Regions from separate parts of the Homo sapiens genome. Here region 2 is linked to region 1. The links are chromatin contacts, found by Hi-C or POLR2A ChIA-PET in ENCODE. All regions are on one chromosome and are shown on one strand. The core of a region is the stretch at or near the end of the contact, and the rest is flanking DNA. Distances in the headings are between cores, read along the strand shown. Region 1 holds the start of SYT12 (synaptotagmin 12). Region 2 holds the start of RHOD (ras homolog family member D).

The links. A loop is a pair of places that touch in the nucleus more often than their neighbours do. ChIA-PET counts read pairs that join two places held with the same protein, here RNA polymerase II (POLR2A). Pooled maps may share reads with other maps.
Region 2: a map of PC-9 shows a loop between it and region 1 (5-fold over the local background). The contact joins the promoter of RHOD here to the promoter of SYT12 in region 1. A Hi-C loop is called at or near these places in 1 of 168 maps with a recorded cell type or tissue (PC-9), 2 of 37 single-sample maps with no recorded cell type and 4 of 50 pooled maps. POLR2A ChIA-PET finds 5 or more read pairs at or near these places in 13 of 52 experiments (A549, B cell, GM10248 and 10 more).

What each region holds. Positions count from the first base shown.
Region 1 is chr11:67,021,884-67,029,236 of GRCh38, reverse strand. It overlaps SYT12 (synaptotagmin 12), which reads right to left and starts at 6,103. Exons shown (of 8, transcript NM_177963.4): 1 at 5,777-6,103. RefSeq lists enhancers at 1,391-1,460, 4,671-5,171, 5,344-5,443, 5,172-5,672, 6,614-7,353.
Region 2 is chr11:67,052,808-67,060,160 of GRCh38, reverse strand. RHOD (ras homolog family member D) reads right to left here and starts at 3,314. Exons shown (of 5, transcript NM_014578.4): 1 at 3,127-3,314. The coding sequence starts at 3,258. RefSeq lists silencers at 3,176-3,245, 3,256-3,415 and an enhancer at 6,235-6,344.

The sequences.
Region 1 (7,353 bases), core at 4,854-7,353:
CCTCCACCCCCAGCTTTTAGGAATGACTGAGGCTTAAGTTGTTCTAGAAAGGTCTGGGAGCTCGTACAACCCATTACCTGAACCTAGGTGACTGCTCATTGTTTTATTAGTGTGCTAAGAAGTAAATCTGGCTCACAGATGTGTTCTAAGTGGGTGTATGTGGGAGTCCTGGAAAAAGGAATTTGGGATGGGCTGCACTGATCTCAGGTCAAGGGCACCGAGGGCCAGGATAATGCCCACCCCAATTTCTGGATTCCCTTGTAGTTCAGAGAGGTGGTTACACATGGTAAGCCTGCAGGCCTGGTGCAGGGTGGTAGGGCAAGGGGAAGGGGAGGTAAGAACTGCAGAGTGATGGCCTGGCCCAAGGGCAGCTGCATTTTTGCCCCAGCAGGAATGCCAACCACCGTGGCTTGATCTTCTGGCACTTTAAAGAAAAGCCAGATACCTGAATTTTTTATGTGCCATTTCCTGAGTTTTAAAGGTAGCAACCAATTTGCAAAAAAATGCAAACACCATTCAGACGCAGTATAAAAAGTCCTTGGGGAGTGTGACCCACCAATTCCCAACCCCTCGGAGCATCCTGTAGGTTCCCTTTGGGACTGGGGTCGAATCAGAGGGTAAAGCTAAGGCCCTCCACATTTTCAGGAATTCCGGGGTTCTCCCCAGTCTGTGGCTTTGGAGTCAAGAAGCTTCGGTGCCATGCTCCAGTCAGGGTTATCCAGCACATTTGGGGTGCCATAAGTCCTAGTCTACCCCCTTAAGTCCTGGAGGTGCCCAGGAGCCTCTAGAAGCAGGTCAGATAAGGTGCACAGCCAGCTCCTGGCTTCCAGTTCTCCTGATGCTGCCCCCACTCCCACAAGGAGATGTGCGTTGTCATGGTGATGGAAGGGTGGTGCTAAGCCAGGAAGGGCTTCACCCATCCTGACTAGAGTGGAAGCTCATTCCTGGGCCTGGGCTGGAGATAATGATAGTAATAGAGAACCTTGTCGAGCCCTTCTTACACATCAAGCGCCATTCTAAGCACTTTGCATTTATCTGACCTCATTTAATTTGCCTAACAGCCCCATGAGGTAGGTACTATTATTATCTCTGGTTTGCGGGTGAGAGTCCCAGGGCGTAATTTGCCCCAGGCCACACAGCTAATAAACTGTTCAACCCAGGCCAACTGGCTCCATGCTCCTAACCACTGTGTCTCACTGCAAGTGGGCATATGGTTTCCAAAAAGTTTCCTAAGAATCTGCAGGTCAAATGGGTCACCATGTACCTGCCCAAGGTGGTCCTAGCTCCTGGCGGAAGCTGGTCTGGATACGCTGAAACACATGCTAATGTACACACACGCACCTCCCAGCCTGCTTCTGCCTTGCCGGGAATCAGATAAGCCATCGGCTTTTTCCTGCTTACCTGGCACAAGCTGACTTTGCAAGAGTGGGGCCAAGCTGGGACAGCCAATGCCCGCAGCACGCGAGCAAGGTATGCATGGCAAAGTACACCCCACAGCACAACAGGCGTGGTACGGGACAAAGCCTCAAGCTGCATCTGGCCTCTGGCTGTCGGGGGCCCCATCACCTCCATGGCTGGCCCAGCTCAGACCCCAGACTCCCACGCTGTCTGTTCTTTCCTCTCCCTTTAACACGACATCCTTTCCCAGGGAGCTGAGATTTCAGTGAGGGTGTGAATGACTGCTAGGCACACCCCAGACAGAAGTTCCTTCTTTTTTTTTTTTTTTTTTTTTTTTTTGAGACAGAGCCTCACTGTGTCACCCAGGCTTGAATGCAATGGCGCGATCTCAGCTCACTGCAACCTCTGCCTCCTGGGTTCAAGTGATTCTCCTGCCTCAGCCTCCCAAGTAGCTGGGATTACAGGCATGAGCCACCATGCCCAGCTAGTTTTTGTATTTTCAGTAGAGACGGGGTTTCATCATGTTGGCCAGGATGGTCTTGAACTCCTGACCTCAATGATCCTCCCATCTTGGCCTCCCAAAGTGCTAGGATTACAGGCGTGAGCCACCGCCCCTGGCCTCCAGACATATGTTCCAGCCTGGTGCCCTGTGAAGGCAGAGCTCATTTGCCTGAGTGGAGGGAGAAGAGAACTGGGAGAGAGGTCGAGGCTCCTAGAGGGTGTCATCCTGAGCACAGGGTTTGTAGTCAGCTGCACCCAGCTCTGACTCCCATACCTGCCCCTGGCTAGCTGCAGTGGCCTTGGGTAATTTTCTTAGTCTCTTAGAGCCTCAGTTCCCCACCTGTAAAGCAGATGTGAGGCTGCCAGGAGGGTGGAATGAGAAGGTACGTGTAGTCAGGCTTGGCACATATTGGTTGCTGTGGTTAGCAGCCTGGTGATGGCCCATACAGACCCCCTAACCCCTAGTCTGGGCAGTGTGGGCAGCACTGCCAGCCTACAGATGTGTTTATTTGTCTTACATTTAAGTGAGTTGCCAACATTTTAAAATTGAAAAATTTAGCTGGGTGCAGTGGGTCATGCCTGTAGTCCCAGCTACTGGGGAGGCTGGTGTGGGAGGATCTCTTGAGCCCAGGAGTTCAAAACCAGTCTGGACAACATAGTGAGACTGTGCCTCAAAAAAAAAGTGTGTGTGTGTGCGGGGAGAGTTTCCCATTAAAAATTGATTTAAAAAGGATTTCCAGCTTCCCTTTGAAAATTAGAAGATCTGGCCGGGCGCGGTGGCTCAGGCCTGTAATCCCAGCACTTTGGGAGGCCGAGGCAGGCGGATCACCTGAGTTCGGGAGTTTGAGACCAGCCTGACCCACACGGAGAAACCCCATCTCTGCTAAAAATACAAAATTAGCCGGGCTTGGTGGCACATGCCTGTAATCCCAGCTACTTGGGAAGGCTGAGGCAGAAGAATCGCTTGAACCTAGGAGGTGGAGGTTGCAGTGAGCCAAGATCGCACCACTGCACTCCAGCCTGGGCAACAAGAGCAAAACTCCATCTCAAAAAAAAAGAAAGAAAAGAAAAAAAGAAAGTTAGAAGATATGGGGACAATGGGTTTGCATCCCCCGACTCCAACAGGAGTTGGAGCTAAGTCGGCATTGCCCCTTCCCTGGCTGCTCCCATCCTTCCATTCACTGCTAGAACCTGTTGAGCCCTGGAAGCATCCCTGCTCATAAGCCTGGTAAAGTGGGCTTTGAATGAGCTACTTTTTTTTTTTAATTAATTTATTTTTTTGAGACGGAGTTTCGCTCTTTCACCCAGGCTGGAATGAAGTGGTGTGATCTCACCACGCCCAGCAAAGCTGTGGGAGATTAAGAGAGGTTAAGTGACTTGCCCAAAGCCACACAGCCAGCGGTGGTAGAGCTGGGCCTGGCAGTCATTCCTGTAGCCCAGTCCAGCCCCTCTTCCATTAGCAGTGACAACCCTCATGCCGTCTTCCCCATCACCCGTAAGACCCATGGGGCAAATCCTGTTACTACCCCCTCCTCCACGGAGGAGGAGAGGGAGGCTCAGAGAAGGGCAGTGAATTGGCCCGAGGTCACCCAACCAGTGAGGAGGAAGCTCAGACCAAGCCGCAAGTGCTGCTGTGCAGCCAGTGCCCTTCTCAAGGGCTTTGCTCACTATCCCCGAGACCCCTTGACTCTGTCTCACCTGGGACCACCTCAGTGGGCTCCCGCTGGCAGCCTGGAGGTCTGCCAGGCAGAAGGACTGTGTCTTTGGCTAGAAGAGGATAGCAATGAGGTACAGTGGGACCAGGGCAGCCTGTGACCAGAGCATCCCCGGTGTCCAGACACACAGCAAAGAGCATAACATGGGGGACCAGAGTGGCTCCAGACCCTCACTGAGCTCCCAGACTGCACATCCCTACCTCTGCAGCACCCCTCCCCATCTGACCAATTCGTTCAGTCCCAAATCCCCAGACCCTAAACTGCACAGAGCTTACTCATTGAAAACAGCTCTAGGTTCAAATTCCAGCTCGATCATACCTACCTAGCAATATCTCCTTACTGCTACATGCATGTGGACATAACATGTGCTAAGTGCTTAGCACTGTGCCTGGTTGTAGTAGGTACACAATGTGGACATGATGATTCAGTGGATTAATGGATCCCCCTTTTATAGATGAGGAAGCTGGGGCCCCAGGTCACCTAGCATACAAGTAGCAACACTGGGATTGGTGCCAGGGTGCAATGGATCTGGGCCTGGGCTCTTGGTCACCATGCTGACTCCTGAACAGGCAGGCCTTTTGGGGTGGGGAGTTGGAAGAGCCCCCCACTTCCCCCAGCTTTGCTGGAATCAGACCATGGCAGAGGCCCCTCCTGGGCTTGTCAGAGAATTGGCTTTCCATGAATGTTGTGCCTCGGCGGGGGAGAGGGGCCCTCTGTCCCTGCCTTCTGCTCCACCCCACCTCCTTGCCCAGTGTCCTCACATCATTCTCTGGCTAGCAAGGCAATGGGAAGGGTCGGGAGTTGGGCCCAGGAGAGCCTCATCCTTCAACCTGTGAGCCTCTTCAGGATCTTTAGGTTGAAACCTTTTCAAGTACCCCTCCTCCGCTTTCTGAGATAACCACATCCTGCTGCCATCCCCCAAACAGCCCACAGAAACCGCAGGACAGACTGGCTGGGAGGTGCTGGCTGGCATTTATTGGGCACCTACTGTGTGACTTGCCCTGTGTTATCTCAGCACCGCAGCCCTCTGAGGGGGCTGCTACCCTGCTCCTTGTACTGGAGAGGAAACTGAGGTGCAGTGTGGGCAGCGCTGCCAGCCTACAGATGTGTTTTATTTGTCAGTCAGTCACCAGAGCTGACAAGTGGCAGAGTCCGGGTTTGAAACCCAGGCTGGGAGCCCCCACTCTGCAGAGCTGCTTAGGAAAGCTTTCAGACTTCAGAGTAGGGAGGCTGGGGGCTTGGGGACTTGTCCTAACCCTTCTTCACACTGGCTGTGGTAACTTCGGTGGGTCTCCTGCCCTCTCTGAGCCTCAATTTCCCCATTTCTAATAGGAAGCACTATTGCTGCTGCTCTCTAAAACTGTCATCCCCTGACGGGGAGAAGGAGCTGACATTCCATGGTGCAGCTTTCCCAGGCTTTTGGGAATGGAGGAGGGTGCACACAGTCTCTCTGCAGCCCCTGGAAGAGAGCTCCCAGGATGGCCAGCTCAGGGCCTTCCACCCACAGGCCAGGCTCCCGGCCCCCCACCTCCCTCCCCCAACTTCAGCCCAAATCTACAGCCTTGAGGCCCTGAGTCTGGGCAAGCTTCCTCCCCTGCCCCGCCATACCCCTCTCCTAAGCTCTGGAAAGCCCCCCACTCAGGCTGGTGCCACCGGCGGCTGAGGGTCATATCTGGCTCTTCACACGGCCAGGGCCTCCTCGGGCTGGGGTGCAACGTTCCCCTCCAGATTGGGACGGTTCCTGCAGACCCAGCGCTCCTGCCTCGGGAACCTCCAGGGTGTATGGGGACCGGAGTGTCGGGAGGGGGTGCGAAGCCAGAGCAGGGACAGTGAGGACAGTCAGGGCGCTGAATGCGAAAGTGAGGGGCGTGTGTGCAGCGTGGGCGCGGGGAGGCGTGTAAATGGCCGGGTGAGCCGCGTGTGTGCACATGCGGGGCGTGCGATGCGATGCGCACTGCGCGGAGTGGCCGGGCCGGGTAAGGGCGCCCAGCGTGCGCGGTGCCCGGCATTCGTTCGTGTGCAAGCGCGGCGCGGAGGTGCAGGAGCGCGGAGTGCGCGGGGCTCTGGGGTCCCGGGCCCAGGGCCCGAGGAGGGGGCTGCGTGCGTCCGCGATCAGGGTGCGATCCCGGCCGCGCACGGGGGTCGGCGGGGTGCGTACTCACCCGGGCTCCGCGGAGGGGCCGCCGCTCCGGCTGGGCTCCAGCTGCCGGCCCGCCTCCCGCAGCGCGCACGCACCTGCGCCTAGCCCGGCCGCCGGCGGCAACGCCACCCCTGCAGTGTCGCCGGGCTCCCGCCTCCGAGGAGCGCGGCGCGGGCCGGGGGCTCGGCCGGGCCGGGGCGGCGGACCGGAGCTGCGCCGCAGTCCGGGCACGCTCCCAGGAGCCCGCCGCGCGCTCCCTCGCGCTCGCCCGCTTGCCCGCCCGCTCCCTCTTGAATTTAAAGTGACAAGCTCGAGCGCTGTCTCTGCTCCTGGGGTCCGAGCCGGAGATCCCCAAGCGCGTCCGGGATCCAGGGACGCCCTGAGGCCAAGCCCAACCCCTCGCTCCCACGCCTGGGGACAGGGGTGGGTGGGGACGTGCCCACAGGCCTCTGAGAGGCAGGCCAAGCACTGGACTCAGAGCCAGCCGGCCTGGGTTCTAGCCCCAGCCTCCGCGCCCTGGGTTATCCTGTTCTCTTTCTAGGCCTCAGTTTCTTTACCTTAAAAACGGACCCGATACTGCGCACCTCCGGGAGCCAAGGAAAACAGCGACAGGAGGCGCAGCGGAAAGTTTCCCCTTTTCTGAATGGATAATTACTCCCTCCCACCACGATTGAGCTGTAGGTCAGCTCTGTGCTGGTGCCTTACAACATCATCTCAGTCCTCACCGTGGCCTAATCTGGTCGTGGTGACTCCATTTTTTACATGAAGAAACAGGCTCAGAGAGGTGACCAAGGTCACAGAGCCAAAGGTCAGAGCCAGAATTGAACCCAGGTCTGTGTGACTTCAAACTCCATACCTTTAACCACTAAGGGGTCGTGCTTTCTCTCCCAAAGGAATGAATGAATCATTCAGGAGATATTTATGACGCCCCCGCAGGGGCTGGGCACAGTGCCAGGTGTGGGCGATCTTCCATCTTCCGGGAACAGGGGACAGGTCCCTCCCTGCCCGCGCAGTCTGGCAGTGAGGCACGGCTTGCACTGGGAGGGGCTGGGTGCGGGGGAAGGTGCCACATGTTGTGGGCACAGTAACCAGGGGAGCAGGCTGGGTGGACACCTGGGGAGACCTCTCCAACGGTCTGGGGTGGGGGAGGAAGAGGGGCGAGGATCCCAGATGGGGAGCAAGTGTGCAAGGGTGGCAGTGCTTCCTGGCTCATCTACACTCTGGGCCTTTAGAGCTGAGGGCAGCCTGTGGGCACTGACCTCTCAGTGGAGGCTGGGTCTGTGCTGGCTTGGTGCAGTGTGGGCATCCTTGGTCTAGAAGACAGGATGCTGGGGAGCCCTAGAAAGAGAGTTGCATCTGGCTAACACGGTGAAACCCCGTCTCTACTAAAAATACAAAAAAATTAGCCAGGTGTGGTGGCGGGCGCCTGTAGTCCCAGCTACTCGGGAGGCTGAGGCAAGAGAATGGCGTGAACCCAGGAGGCGGAGCTTGCAGTGAGATCGCGGCGACTCCGTCTCAAAAAAAAAAAAAGAAAAGAAAAAGAAAAAAAGAAAGAGAGCTGCATCTTACCTTCACCCACAGGGGGCGCTTTTGTCTTCA
Region 2 (7,353 bases), core at 2,065-4,564, 34 kb before region 1:
TCTAGCCAGCAGGGCCGGGTGCTCCCTGCCACCTCCTATCCCCATGCTGGTGTGGGGGCTGCTAGGCTTTGAACCTGTGGGAATGGTTGCAGCCACAAATGCCAGCCAGGACTGGGCAGAGGCTGGCACCCCAGCCTGGGGCTTCCCCCTGTCCTAGGAGCTCTCTCCACCTTGCCCTCCCCTGCTGCCCTGAATCCAGGGTTGGGTCACAGCCAGATGAGGGTCACTGAGGTCCCTCCAAATCCTCAGGCTGCTCTCAGCCCTTTGCTGTGTGCAGGAAGTCTGGGAGATGGGACTCCAGCCTCCTGGCTGCTGGCCCCTTGGGCTTCGAGGGCTGCCTAGAGGAAGAGTCTGGTGCTAGGGACAGGGGCAGGAGGAGGCTGGGTCCAGCAGGCAGAGCACTGGGGGCTGTGGAGAAGGCCCTGGTCGGGAGGGGGAAGACCTGGGCTCTAGATCAGTGCTGCCACTGCCGGGCCATGTGCCCCCAGGTAAGCCTCTGGGTTCTGGACTCAGTTTTCCCATCTGCAAAATGAAGCCTTTCCAACTCTTACACGTTGTGGGTTCTTTTAATTAATTTATTTAATTACATATATATATATATATTTATATATATTTTGAGACGGAGTCTCGCTCTGTTGTCCCCGAGCTGGAGTGCAATGGCGCGATCTCGGTTCACTGCAACCTCCACCTCCTGAGTTCAAGCGATTCTCCTGCCTCAGCTTCCCGAGTAGCTGGGATTACAGGCGCCTGCCACTATGCCCGGGTAATTTTTTTTGTATTTTCGGTAGACATGGGGTTTCACCATGTTGGCCAGGCTGGTCTTGAATTCCTGACCTCAGGTGATCCACCCACCTTGGCCTCCCAGAGAGCTGGGATTACAGGTGTGGGCCATTACGCCCGGCCCATTGTGGGTTCTTTAAATGAAGAGGACTCTCCTGCTCCAGGGAACTCAGAGCCCCCAGACGGGAGGAGCCTGGACAAATCCAGCCCATTTTCCTGGTGATAAGCATGCCCTCCCCCCATTTCTGGCCAGCCCCAGCATGTCCCTCAAAGCATTCACATCTTATCAACTGGAAGAGGCCCATTTCCACGTCATAACTCCTCTGAAGTTGGGATGGTCTCACCATCAAGGACATCTCAGAGCTGGTGGTGAGGCATCAGCCCTCCAGCCCCCGCCCATCAGGTGCCTTCCCCTGGGCCTGGGCCACCTGTCCCTGTGTGGTGCTCTTCCCCGGGTGCCCTCATTGTTGGGTTCCCATGGGCAGCATCTAGGGGCCCAGAAACATGTTTCCCCCAACTTAAAAAAATGTATGACTGGTCAAAGGAGGTGACACCAGCTCCGCAAGCTACTAAACAAAAGTGGCTCAATGCCACTGCAGCAGAAAGCACATGGGCCAAGGGTGGGAGACAGGCAGACAGATATCATCCTGATAAGAACTACAGTGTGATAAGAACTGGGGTAGGCCCGACCGTCCTGCTTGTGCTCAGATGCTCCAGCACCTATACAACCCCAGGGGCTTAGAGGATGCTGGGAAGAAAAGGAGGAAGAATGCCAGTTGCGGTGGCTCAGGCCAGTAATCCTAGCACTTTGGGAGGCCGAGGCGGGCAGATCGCTTGAGGCCAGGAGTTCGAGACCAGCCTGACCAACATGGCAAAACTCCATCTCTACTAAAAATAAAAAAATTGGCTGGGTGTGGTGGCTCACACCTGTAATCCCAGCATTTTGGGAGGCCAAGGTGGGCGGATCACCAGGTCAAATGATCGAGACCATTCTGGCCAACATGGCGAAACCCTGTCTCTACTAAAAATATACAAAAATTAGCTGGGCACGGTGGCACGCGCCTGTAGTCCCAGCTACTCGGGAGGCTGAGGCGGGAGAATCGCTTGAACCTGGGAGGCAGAGGTTACAGTGAGCCGAGATTGTGCCACTGCACTCTAACCTGGCGACAGAGCGAGACTCCGTCTCAAAAATAAAATAAAATAAAATAATTTTAAAAATTAGCTAGGCGTGGTGGTGGGCGCCTGTAATCCCAGCTACTTAGGAGGCTGAGGCAAGAGAATCGCTTGAACCCAGGAGGCGGAGGTTGCAGTGAGCTGAGATTGTGCCAATATCACTCCAGCCTGGGTGACAGAGTGAGACTCTTCTCAAAAAAAATAAAAATAAAAAAAAAGAAGAGATGCTGGAAGCAACTCCATGGACTCCCAGGACAACAGGGCTGAGAGGCGGCAGAGCAGGGGCCGCCTGGTGCCCGTGGAGTCTGCCTGGGCAGTCAGTGAGCATGTCAGGAAGGATTAACGGTGGGCATGCCTACAGCGCCAAGGACATGCCAGCTACCGCACGGGAGCTGCCTGTCAGCCTCCCCTGGGCTCCACTTCACCACTGCCCTACAGTCCCTCTACCCCATGGGGTTGTTGTGAGGAAACTGAGGCTCAGAGAAGCTAAGCAGGTTACAAAAGGGCACGGGGCTCAGAGGAGAGCAGAGACGCGGGCCCAGCAGCTGAGGCTACAGCTGGCGTGCTCCCACCCTCCAAGGCAGAGCCCATGGCATGTGCTTTCCAGCGGCAAGAGCTGGAAGGGAGACAATGTTTCCCAGGAGCGACATGTGCCAACTCTCCGTGAGTCCTTCCTGTGCACAGGCCGGGGCTGAGTGCTTGAGGTCTATTAACTCTCTGTCACAGTGACCCTGTGTGGTGGGCACTGTCACTCACCTGTGATGTAGTGAGGGACACAGGCACAGCAGGGTTAGGGGACTTACCCAAGGGCACACAGCTATAAGAGGCAAAGCCATAATTTGAACCTCGGCAGTCTGGCTTCCAAGCTCTCAGGCCCTCAGCGGAATTGTGTGGCCAAGTGCTGTCTTAGGATCTTGTGTGCACCCAGGTCGCCTCACTCAGTCCTTGTGACACCTCTCCCCGGTGGATGCCATTCCTCCGGCTTTACAGATAACATCACTGAGGCCTTCATTCCCAATGGCTGGGGCGGAAGAACTCTGCCCTGGACCCCAGGCCCCGCTGGGACACCCCTCGGAGGCCGGGTTAGGCGCACAGCCTGGGCCGCTCCGGCACGGACCTGTACACCCGGGCGCGCGAGCGGAACCGGGCGAGGCGGAGGCGCGGGGCACTCACCTCGGGGAAGGCCCCATCGGCGAAGACCATCAGCAGCGACGTCTTCCCGCAGCCGCCGTCGCCCACCAGGACCACCTTGACGGACCGCACGCCTGGTGGCGCCTCCTCACCCGCGGCCTGGGCCGCCGTCATCCCGGGGCCGGGCGCTGAGCGGGCGGGCGGGCGGCTGCGGCGCAGAGACCCAGACTGCGCGGGGCAGGCCCGGCGGGGCAGGAATGTGGAAGGGGCGGGGCGGCGGGAGGAAGTGCGAGCCGGGCGCCCCGAGAGCCAGGTGAGAGGCCCGGGCGGCTGGGCTGGGGCCCTTCCTCTCCAGGCCGTCTAGGTCCCTGAAGAAACGCTGCCCGAGCACCTACTGTGAGCTGGCCGCGCTGGGGCCACGGGAGGTCGGAAGGGAGAAGACAAACAGCGGGACCATGACAGTGGGGGCGGGGGTGTGCTCAGGGGCTGGGTCCCAGATCCCAGGCAGGAGCCAGTGACCTTTAGTGAATGAATGAATGAATGAATGAATGGTGCATTTCCCCAGGGGTCTCAGGACGCAGCACAACACAGGCGTTTCATGCCAGGTGGGAAGGGGATGACCCCCTTCACTGGCCCCACCAGGCCTGGCCTGCCCCCTCCCGCAGCACCAGGAAGCTCTGCTGCAGGTGGGCAGCCACCTGACACCGTGGCTGGCCACGATCTAGGGAAAGCGATAGAACCTTCCCTCTGTAAAGTGTGAGTGTTTCTTATTATTGCACCATGAGATGTCCCCCTGGTGCCCAAGGGCCCGGGGACCCTGAACTGTTTAAGACAAAATCCAGGCCCTGCCTTGAGAAGCCCACGGCTTAGAATGGTAGACACGCAGGACATCAGTGTGATCAGAACTACAACGGGAGTAGGGACAGGCAGCGGGACGGGAGTAGGGGAAAAGAGCTCCTCGCCCACGTTGAGGGAGTCAGGAAACCTTTCAGAGTCTTGAGGAAAAAGTGAAACACAGTCAGATGGGGGAGGGAAAAGGTGTTCCACCGGAGACAGCGGCACGTGCGAAGCTGCGGAGGCCGGAGCGGAATGCTGCCCCCCCACCCCGCCCCCGCAGAGGGTGAGGCTCGCTTGCACAGTGGTGCAGCATGAGGAGCTGGTGCTTGCTCAGTGGAGCACGTTGGATGCCAGCAGTAAATCCAGCATTGAACTGGGAACTCATTGTCACCTGATCTCTCCACTTCTCCTAATGGCCAGAGTTGAAATCTTTTAAAAATGGGCACAAGGGTCTTCCCAGATCTTGGACTGAGTGTTTCTATTGAAGCTTAAAAGAACAAGGGGCAGACGTCATTAGGTTCCCCCTAATTTATGCTGGTCATGACATCCCCCCTCATGGAGTTCCAAGTCAGGCAGGTGAAAAAGCACCTTCAACCTCCTTTAAACTCACTGTGGTCTAAAGAGGCAGCCAGGGCAGGAGTCACTAGGTGGAGAGGCAGAGCCCAGCTCCTTGACTCCTCTGCCCGGCTCCCGCTCCGGGCTGTGGTCTGCAGGCTGGATGGAGCCCCACTTGGAGGGAAGGATCCTCCCCAGCACAGCTCTGCCTTTCCAGGTGCCCCTTCCTCCCCGAAACTGCCACAGGGCTCGGCAGTGACTTGACACTGGGCTGGGCAGGTAGCTCCAGAGCAGGGCTCCCCGCCCCAAGGAGTGGTGAGAGGGGCCCCACCCCCTCGGATCAGCTGTCAGCATCTTCCTCCCAACTGCTGCTGTCGTCAGGCCTTGGGTGGCAAGGCTGGAAGGCAGGTGGGGCCAGACTGGGGGTGGAGGGAGCTGAGAGTCAGGCAGAGGCGTTTGGCCTTGGTTGCTATAGGGATAATCTCTGTAATGACACACTTGATGTTTGTCATGCTATACAGTTTCACTGAACATTTCCTAATAATAACAACACCCATTAGTGGATTGCAAGCCACGTGTAGGCACTGTTCCCTAGGAGGTAGGGACTCTTAGCTCCATTTCACAGATGAGGAGCCTGAGGCCCAGAGAGGCTAAGTTGTTGACTAACATCCACAGCTAGTAAGAGGCTGAACTAGAATTTGGATCCAGGCGTGACCCCAAAGCCAGGTGGTCTCCCTCCATCACGCCTCATCTGCACAATTGCAATTTCATTTAGCTCTCAGACCACGAGGTAGACCAAGCAGATGACCTGCTTCCTCCCATTTTACAGATTTGGGAACTGAGCCTCAGAGAGAGGCAGAGGGGTGTCTTAGACCAGCAGGACACAGCAAGGATTCAATCTCCTGACGTCAAGCCCCAGCCTCCGCTCCCCCACCATGCTTACGCTCCTGCGAGAGGGAGCTTAGTCACCAGGCCACAGAAATCGGCTCTGGTTGGCAGGGAATGTCCCTGAATCTCAGACATTGCTGGACCTGGGACCATACTGTTTTCCTGGAATTTATTTTTAGAGTGGTGGCCCAGGTCACACAGTCTGCCTGGCCAGGGTACTGTTTACTGTTTTAGTGTTTACTGAGGCTTCTCAGGACTTGCAGCCTGTGGGAGACTTAGGCCCCTCGAGGCCCCACCAACCCCAGGCCCAGATCTGTGGGGAGCCCAGCACCGTGGCCTACTGCCCTGAACCCTTCAAGGGCAGGGGCCAAGGCTCACCGTATCCCCTAGAGGAGTGCCTCTCTCAGGCTGGCACCCAGCTGTGGCTCAGGACGGTATGCCCAGTTGATCTCCTGGCCAGACAAACCAAAGGGACAAGAAAGAAAAAAACAGAGTGAGAAAGAGAGGAAGGAAAGACGGAAGGATGGACGGCAGAGGGGCTGGCTTAGAAGAATAAACAAACTGAAGAAATGAATAAAGGAACAAATACTTGCATGGATGACGAATACCACATGTGACATGAATGGGGAGTCTGTGGACAGGCAACCACTCTCCAGCCTCCGCCTACTCCAAGGCCCCCTGGCCTCACCCCTCTCCCCATTTTCTCACATCCCACCCCCATCCTAAGGCCAAATCCTATGCGGTCCTGATCGAGTCTCCACTGCCCTCATGTGGTCGCTCAGCTCCCTGCACAGTCATCACCTGGGGCTGCCTCCCTGCTTGGGGTTCCTGGCTTGGGGGTGTGGGGTGTTTGTGGATGGCTGAATGAAGGGGAGAGATACAGTCTTTCCCCTTGGAGTGGCTTGGCAGGGTGCACGGGCCCTGGTGTGTAGCTCCCGAAGCTCTTGGTTCCGCGTGCATCCCCTGTCCTCTGCTCTTTTTTTTTTTTTTTCCATGGGGAGTCTTGCCCAGGATGGAGTGCAGTGATGTGATCTCGGCTCACTGCAACCTCCGCCTTCCGGGTTCAGGCGATTCTCCTGTCTTAGCCTCCTGAGTAGCTGGGATTAGAGGCACCTGCCACCACGCCCAGCTAATTTTTGTATTTTTAGTGGAGACGGGGTTTCACCATGTTGGCCAGGCTAGTCTCAAGCTCCTGACCTCAGGTGATCCACCCGCCTCGGCCTCCCATAGTGCTGGGATTATAGGCGTGAACCACCGCGCCCGTCCCTGGCCCACATTCATCTGAAATACTGGATCCTAAGAGCCTTTGCCCTCAGCCTGAACTCCTCCACCCAAAGCCTTGACCTCGCATTTACTGAGCACCTACCTGTGCCGGACACTTGGCACATGTCATTTCATGCCATCCTATGAAGTATGTTCAATTCTTATCCTCCTTTGACAAGTGAGGAAACTGAGGCCCAAAGAGGTTGGATAATTTGCCCAAGGTCCCGCAGCTAGTAAGCAGAGAAGCTGGGATTTGGACCCAGGCCCTTGGGCTCCGGAGTCCATACACACAGAATGTCCAAAAGTCAGAGGTACAGGGCTCTTTAGAGGCCATCTTATCCAACACCCCCATTCTTCAGATGGGGAAACTGAGGCCTGAGAAGGGAAGGAACTTACACAGCAAGTGAGCAGCAGACTCAGCTTTACGCCAGGTGGAAACCAGAGGGCCTCTGCTCCCAAGTTTCTTTTTGTCTAGCCTGCCCAGACAGCTCCAGCCTGGCTGCCATCTAACTGGAGCCCCAGGCCACGGGGACGTGCCCTCCTGCCCTGGCCTCCTCTCCCTGCCAAACCATTATTGATCTTTCAGGTTGGGACGGAAGGGCTGATAATAGGGTGGGAGGGGTGGAGAGAGAGGAGGTCTGGTGGCCCCATCCTGGTGCTTATTAAGCCTTTTGATTTGTCCCTTTTGGGGGTCTGCAGGCACAGACAGATAGAAGAGAGGAAGGG